3 separate regions of the Homo sapiens genome follow, and all the other regions are linked to region 2. The links are chromatin loops, found by intact Hi-C in ENCODE. Cell type or tissue: ascending aorta. All regions are shown on one strand. Region 1 holds the start of ARHGEF1 (Rho guanine nucleotide exchange factor 1). Region 2 holds the start of DEDD2 (death effector domain containing 2). Region 3 holds the start of LIPE-AS1 (LIPE antisense RNA 1).

Region 1 (2,500 bases), 330 kb before region 2:
CGGGGAAAGGAGGGGCGGGCAAGCGGCGAGAAGGGGAAGGAAGCGGAGGTGCCGGGCGGGCGCGGGGCGCGGGCAGGAAGCGGGGAGGGGCGGCGGGGCGGGGGCCTCCGGAAAAACGCCCCGACTTCCTGCCCCGCCAGAGCCAGGAAGCGGGAGCCGGGACCCAGGGCCCGGGATCGCCGAGCCCGACCTCGGGCGCCCCGCCGGTCACCTCCGCGCGGACACCAGGTACTCGGTCCCCGGCCCCGCCCGGCCTCCTCCCCTCGGCTGTTGGGGGAAGTGGGGAGGAGGAGGGAGGGGCTGGGGCGCTGCCGGCAGCGGAGGGGCCCCCTTCGGACCCCACGGAACCAGCGGCCGCCCCTCCTTGGGCCTCAGTTTTCCCATCTGTCAAAGGGAGCAAAGAGGGGAGAACTCACACTTGACGAGTGCCCCATAGGTGGGGACGAACGGTGCGAGGCCGGGGCCAAGGCCTCCCACCTGCTCAGTGGAGAACGGACGATCACTACCATTGTACGGGTGGGGAAACCGAGGCCCGGGGAGCCAAACCGACTCGTCCCAGGGAACGCACATCGTGAGAAAGTGTGGAGTTGGGATTTGAACTCGCACGTGCTTTCCGCAAAGCGCCATCCTCCAACCCCCGCATGCTTTAGGGCCACCTAAAAATGAAAAACAACAATAACAACAACGACGAGGGTCGCTGTGAAGCTGAAAGTTGCAGAGTGCATTTGAAAGAGTTTTCGGAAAGCTCTTTTCTAGGTCATTAATTATACCGTGAGAGACAGGTGTAGGGAGAGAGCTGGAGGCCTTCTCCCATTGTACGGATGGGAAGACTGAGGTCTACAGAGAAGTCATTACTTTTTGCAGATTACACTGCATGTCAGAGGGAAAGTTGTGCTGGAACTCAAGACTATTGCTTTTCCGGTTCCAAAGGAAGGGGCTGGGGGTGGGAGACGGAGGGGATTGATGTACGAGGATTGGAAATTCAGCGGGTCCCCTAAGTGGGGAGACTAATAGGACGGGGAGCCCCAGTCCGCCGTCCGAGTGCTCAGCGCTGGGGTGACTAGGAGATCTCCGATCGAACTCGGGAGGAGTTGGACCCATCTGCACCTCCGGGCGCGGGGCGGGGCCCGGGGAGTGACGGGGGCAGTCGAGATACGGAAACGCTGGCCCTCCAAGACAGGCCAGAGCGGCCCTATCTGGCCTGCGTGGCGCAGTACAGCGCTAGAGCGGCCGGCGGGAGGAGTAGAGTCGTCGGGGCCGGAGCCCGGCAGGAGCCGGGCTAGAGCGGCTGGCAGGAGGAGTGGAGCTGGGCGCAAAGGTGGACTCAGGGCGGCTAGAGCGACGCGGCGGCAGGGGTGGGGAGAGTGCGGAGCCCGAGCGCGGAGGCTTCGGTTCCGGTGGCGGCGATGGCTTCTCTTTCCACCTGGAGCAGGTGAGGGACGCGGTCCCCAGCGGGTGTCAGACCCTGACTCTGCACGTCCTCCCCGGCATCCCTGGCCGTGCACACTGCCACGTCCCCCGTAGGATTTAGGGCCCGCGTAAGACCCGCCACGTCCATGTAAGATTTGGGTCTCGTGTAGACCCGCCTCATTCCGTATAAAGTCTTACAGACCCTCCAGGTTCCTGCCAGCCCCCCATGGAGAACTGGCTTCTTATAGACGTGGGGTCCTCATAGACCAGTGGCATCCCCTAGAATCCGGGGCTCTATAGACCATGGGTCTCGGGACCCACCACGCACCCCTATGGAATTCTGAGTCCCTTTTAAGTCTCCAGAGGTTCCACAGACTGGCAGCTGTCCCTATAGAATCATGATCCTGTATGATCCCTGGATCCTTTAGACCCACTGTGTGTCAAATAGAATCTGGGGAGTTACACATTCCAACGACTCTTTTAGGTTCTTTAAGGCTCCAGAAGTTCTTGGAGACCCTGAGTCACCTGCTCAACACATTATAGACCCTGAGACCTCCATAGAACTCAACACCCATGTGGCCCCCCAACCCATGGACCTTCTAAACCAGCCCTAACCCCCCAGCGCCCCATGCACGCAGTGTTCCCTCTGCTGGACCCCCCAGGCCTTGTCAGTTGCCTATAGATCCATCTATTCTCTGACAGCTTCACCTATAATTCTCCAGCCTTTGTGGGACTCCCCCAAACCCCTCCTCCTAAACAGGCGACACTCCTCGCCTCCATCATCTCCAACCCCCAAGCCTCTGTGGAGCAGCCGTATCCAACTTGCACTCCTGCCTAGGCCATAGTGACCACATACCCGTGACTTTTCCAGGCATCCATAAGAAGACATGATGTGTCTCAGAGCTTTGGTTCAGATTTTAGTTTCTGAAGGGTAGGGTGGGGGCTCCCCATGCTCTGAAGCAATGCTCTCTGTTTTATTTTGTTTTATTTATTTATTTATTTATTTTTGAGACGAAGTCTCACTTCTGTTACCAGGCTGGAGTGCAGTGGCGCGATCTCAGCTCACTGCAACCTCCGCCTCCCGGATTCA
Region 2 (2,500 bases):
CCCTCCCATTCAACCGTACCTGGCCGGCGCCGCTTGCGCGCCAGGTGCGGCAGCAGGTCGTGGCGGGCCAGCACGCGCAGGAGTTGCCCCAGCAGCCGCAGGTTGCTCTCGTCGCACTGCCCGCGGCGCTCCAGCTCCAGCAGGAGCTCTAGGCCGCTGCGGGCCCGGGCTAAGCCTCCGGCGGCGCCAGGAGCCTCATCCAGCAGAAAGGCCAGGAGCTCCAGCTCGCACTCGGTCAGTTGCCCGCCCACCACCTCGAACATACGGTGAAGCGACAGCATCCCGTAGTAGTCCAGGCACTCATCCTCCTCCCAGCACGGGGCCGGGGTCGACCCGGATAGCGCCATTCCCGGGGGAGGGAGGCGGAACAAGCTCAGAACCCGGCCTAGAACCCACACAGCGGGGAGGGGGCAGTGGTCAGCGACGCGGAGGCCCGAACCCCACACCGCCAGCGCGTCTCCCCCGCCCAATCGCGCCGGGCAGGGCCGCTCCCGCACCCCCAACCGCCTCGGCCTCCCCCTCCCCCGGGAGGGAATGGTCCCGCCCGAGGTCCCCTAAGAACAGGTCGGGACGCCGGAGCCCGCTCGGCTTCTGCCCCCACCACCGTGCTACGTTCGGAGCTCGCCTCCGGACCTGACCAAACGATGCGGCCCAAACAAGCCTCGGGGCCCACCCCGGGGCTCCCTGCTGACTGCCCCTGACTCTGGGTAGGACTGCCCAGACGAGCCCCTTTTCTCCGTCCAGCGGTACCGTCTGATGAGTCCCCCGGCTCTACGCAAGTGGTACCTCCCGAAAGTGACCCTCTGCCCCCTACACAGAGGAGCGACCCAGGCAGCCCCTTTGCTCCACACAGGTGGTACCGTCCGAACCCGACCCCCTCGCCCTGCAAGGGCGGCCCCGCCCGCTCCCCAGAGCCCAGGTGGTCCTGTCTACCCGCCACCAGTCACCATTAGGCCTCTCTGGATCCTCACCAGATTCTGGCGTCCGATGACTCCTGGGCGACGGCCGCAGCCACTTGTTTTGGATCTTTCTGGCACCTTCTCTATTATTACGCCTGCGTCACCTCGCCCCTCCTCCTTCCCCCAACTCGCGCAGGTGCGACCGCCACGCCCCTTCGGCGCATGCGCAGAACGAGGCCTCCAAGCCCCGCCCTTCCTGGGCCGCTTGACCTGCCCCCAACCGAAGCATCTTGGTTCGCGAGTGCTGCGCTTGCGCAGAGCGAGAGCACGCCGCCTCTTGGGCTGTATCTGGTACCCGGTTCCAGGTCCCTACTTCCTGCCCGTGACTCAAGCCACCGGGGCCATGTAGCGCCACGTCACGAGTAGTTGTAACTACTCATCTCATAAACTACAGCCCCCTCCTGATCACGAGCTAGACGCCCACATCACCACTGCCCCTAGTTGCCCGTGGCAAAGTAACACAATCACTACTTTCCCGTCTCCCAGTAAACTCCCAGGCCTTATATGATCTGGTCCTGGGCACTCCTCCATTAGATTGTCCCTCACTTCTAGTGACAACCAGGGATCTACATCTCAACTGTGCTCTCTCGTGATCCCAAATGGAAATCCCGCCCCCCCACCACCACCCCCGCAGTCTATAAGTTCCTTCCCCTGATCAAAACCAGAATTCCCTCATCTCACGTTCAGGACGGATACCTCCTTCCAAGCGGCAACAGAACCCTCCATTCCGACTGTGTACATCTCGATGGCGTCCATCACGACCCCCATCACAGTCAGATGTCTCCACCCAGAGCCAAAACGGCCCCTCCGTAACCCCTTCCAATCTCTGCCCTCCAGGGTCGCCCAGATACCCGCTCCCTAACTTGCAACAACTAGAGAGGGTCTGTCAGGGAGTCTAGGCTGTGGTGTATGCGTGTCCCCTTACCGCGGGGCCTTGGGTGTGACGGTCGCCACGCCCCCCACTTAGGTGACTCAAGGTCAGGACCTGCATGTACTTGAGACAAGTCCCCTCCCTGGACCTCTTCCCACCCCCGCAATTAACTCCTCTTGGGAGTCGGGAGATCTGGGTCCTGCCTAGCACTGGCCCAGTACTGGCTCTGCCTGAGCTGTAGCAGTGAATTCAAAAGAATCGGCTGCGCGCGGTAGCTCACGTCTGTAATCCCAGCACTTTGAGAAGCCGAGGTGGGCGGATCACACGAGGCCAGGAGTTCGAGACCAGCCTGGCCAACATGATGAAACCCTGTCTGTTCTTAGCCGGATGTGGTGGCACGCGCCTGAAATCCCAACTACTTGGGAGGCTGAGACAAGAGAATCTCTTGAACCAGGGAGCAGTAAGCAGAGATAGTGCCACTGCACTCCAGCCTGGGCCACAGGGCGAGACTTTGTCTCAAGAAACAAACAAACGCCAGGTGCGGTGGCTCACGCCTGCATTCCCAGCACTTTGGGAGGCCGAGGCGGGCGGATCACCTGAGGTCGGGAGTTCGAGACCAGTCTGACCAACATGGAGAAACCCCATCTCTACTAAAAATACAAAATTAGCC
Region 3 (2,500 bases), 180 kb after region 2:
AGTGATGGGGAGGGACAGAGAAGGCCAGATCTGTCCAGATCAAAGAACAGAGGCCATGGGGGAAAGGTCCCTTCCAGGCGAAGGAGACCGCCATGAATCATGTTCTTATCACCTCCTAATAGGCTCATGATGCAAGTGCACCTCCTAATCACTATTTTCGACCCCAACCAGGCTCACGCCCACAGTCAGAAGGGTTGGACAAGCTTAGTATCGTGGATTCACGGGAGAAAATATCTGGGAGACCCCATCCTTGGACCTGCTTTCCCCAGGACCCAGGAGTCCGGGTCCCCAGCTCTCCAGTTCCCCAGCCCCAGGAGTCCCAGCTCTCAGCCCCTCTCCTTTTGTTTGTTGCCTGCGTTTTCTTTTTTCTCTCTGGGCCTGTAACTCTTTGTTTATCTCCATCTATGTTTTGTGTCTCTCTTGTATCTTTACATCTGTATCTGGATTCTCCCTCACTAGGCCTCAATTTTCTCACTTGTAAACTGGGGATAATACTACTAATAATAATCCAATCTCTCAGAGCTGTGGCGAGGAAGACATGAGATAATTATGTAAAATGCTCAGCACAGAACCAGGCCACAGTAAACTCAGTACAAGAGAGCTCTGTTATTATTACTGTTTTATTTTTGCCATCTCCCCTTTGGTATCTCTATTTTTCTCTTAGTCTCACGTGAGTCTCCAGTCTCCTCTAGCTCTGGGTTCCTTTTGCAGACAGCACCTGCCTCTGACTTCCCTTTTCGGGATGAGGAAAGGGCATATCCAGGCCAGAGCTTCCCCTGAGCCTCTTCCTTCTCCCTCTCCATTACAAGCTCCGCCTCATTACCCAGAACACTTGCCTGGGGGTAAGGCCTGGCTCCCTTCCCATAAATAGCCTCATAAAATCCTGAACCCCAAACCTGTCATCCCTGGGCGGGCGAGTGACTCAAGATCCCGGAGTTCCCGCTCCTAGACACCAAACCTTCAGGTTTCCAGCCCCCTCCTCCCTCTGACCCAGGAGTCCGGGCCCCTAGTCCCTCCTTCCTCGGGTCCCAGACTTCTCCTCCTTCAGAACCAAGGAGTCTGAACTCTCAAATCCCCAACCTTCCTCAAGACCCAAGGATCGGGTCAGCAAACAGCCTAGGTATGTGGGGCCAGAAACTCCATTCACGACCATTCTGCGACCGTCTACGCCCAGGGCTCCCACCCCGACTCAGTCCCTCCGGAGGCGGGTCCGACACGCGAGGCGCTTCTTTGGAGTCTGGCGGCGAAAGCTATCCATGACGTCAGTCACTATCTTCCAGCCAATGGACACTCGGCCTTCTACCTCCCTGGGCCACTCAGGACCCTTTGCCTGGTAGGCGGGGCCCACAGCCCAACTCGGGCAGCGATAGGCTTTCGGAGACGCCAGTCTCTGCCAGGCCCAGTCAGTCGGCCAATAGACCCGGAACCTGAGGGATCGGAATCCTGGTCCACTCCGCAGAGGCCCGAGCGGGCTCGCGAGGGAACGGGTTCTCCGAGTCTGGCCGGGTAAGCCCTTTCCAGCACGCCTAGTATTAGGATTCTGCACATAGCTCGGGTGGAAAACCGTGAGGCTTAGTGAGGCTTGAGGCGGAGGGGGGAGGAGCTCAGTCCCGGCGAACCCATCTTGCTTTCTTGGAGAAACTGAGACCGGGATACTGGATCTGTTATTCATCCATCCGTTCCTCCCACCCTAAGCCTGATTCTCGTCTGCTCCTGCCTTCCTGTTCCTTCATCCGTTCTGCCCTTCCTGCCCTCAATTCTCTCACTCACGGATTCCCTCGTCTAGCCACTCACTCACACACTCTCCCACCTATTAGTTAGACAAACATTTCCTGAGGCTTCTGGTGTGCCAAGCCTCGTGCTGGGCGATGCTGGTGACCAAGATGAGTCAGGCCTGGGCCGTGCCCTCAAGGAGCCCGGGTCAGATGGGAGGATGGACGTTGATGGGCATGGGTGTGCGGAGACGGTGGGAGCCCAGGAGAGACTTTTTTGAGTTTGGCGTGGTCGGGAAAGGGTTTCCAGGGGAGGGGCCATTGGAGCTGGATCTTGGAGGAGCAGAAGGTGCCAGGCAAAGTGGAGATGCCAGGCAAAATGGGTGTGGGGAGGGTGTTTCAGCGTGACCAAAGACAGGGAGGCATGCAGGAGCAGTACTGCGTGCAGGTGCCTAAGCGGAAGGCCAGTCAAGTCTGTATGGCCAGCAGGGGAACTGTAAGGCTGGAGGAGGCCGAAGAGATGAGCAGAGGCCAGGCTGAGGAGCTTGGACTTTGTCCTGAGGGTGAGGGGGTAGTGGAGAGCCATGGAAGGGTTGAGAGTAGTGGAGGACAAGGTCATAGTTGGTCCAGAACTGGAGGAATGAGACTGGAAGCCAGTAGCCCAGGAGGTGGCTCTGGCAGGGATTCAGGTAGGAGAGAGTGGAGCCTGGATCAGGGAAGAGGCCGAGGGGATAAGATAGAGATTCAGGAGGCAAGGCTTGGTGCTGTGGCTCGTGTCTGTAATCCCA

What was found. A loop is a pair of places that touch in the nucleus more often than their neighbours do. Peaks named below come from ENCODE experiments on the same cell type or tissue, not always from the same donor. Only the 100,000 strongest peaks of a DNase experiment are listed, where the experiment ranks them.
Region 1: it touches region 2 in a loop (5-fold over the local background); 2 of 110 quality-filtered maps call a loop at or near these places.
Region 3: a loop joins it to region 2, with 5 times the contacts of the local background. A loop is called at or near these places in 3 of 110 quality-filtered maps.

The regions. Positions count from the first base shown.
Region 1 is chr19:41,883,062-41,885,561 of GRCh38, forward strand. ARHGEF1 (Rho guanine nucleotide exchange factor 1) reads left to right here and starts at 123. Exons shown (of 29, transcript NM_004706.4): 1 at 123-228. RefSeq lists silencers at 1-317, 1,182-1,331 and an enhancer at 1,198-1,407. In ascending aorta, no CTCF peak of the experiment used is centred here; DNase peaks (open chromatin) are centred at 56 and 1,210; H3K4me3 peaks cover 2,500 bases; H3K27ac peaks cover 1,116 bases.
Region 2 is chr19:42,216,661-42,219,160 of GRCh38, forward strand. DEDD2 (death effector domain containing 2) reads right to left here and starts at 1,017. Exons shown (of 5, transcript NM_133328.4): 1 at 972-1,017; 2 at 20-385. The coding sequence starts at 347. RefSeq lists silencers at 148-353, 435-494, 505-604 and enhancers at 1,376-2,252, 2,253-2,500. In ascending aorta, no CTCF peak of the experiment used is centred here; DNase peaks (open chromatin) are centred at 329, 501, 1,211, 2,051 and 2 weaker places; H3K4me3 peaks cover 1,763 bases; H3K27ac peaks cover 2,423 bases.
Region 3 is chr19:42,395,719-42,398,218 of GRCh38, forward strand. It overlaps LIPE-AS1 (LIPE antisense RNA 1), which reads left to right and starts at 1,430. Exons shown (of 3, transcript NR_073180.1): 1 at 1,430-1,506. LOC101930071 (a long non-coding RNA gene) reads left to right here and starts at 1,410. Exons shown (of 2, transcript NR_126041.1): 1 at 1,410-1,506. RefSeq lists enhancers at 957-1,096, 1,117-1,276, 1,131-1,814, 1,815-2,498. In ascending aorta, no CTCF peak of the experiment used is centred here; DNase peaks (open chromatin) are centred at 893, 1,363 and 1,888; H3K4me3 peaks cover 1,776 bases; H3K27ac peaks cover 1,087 bases.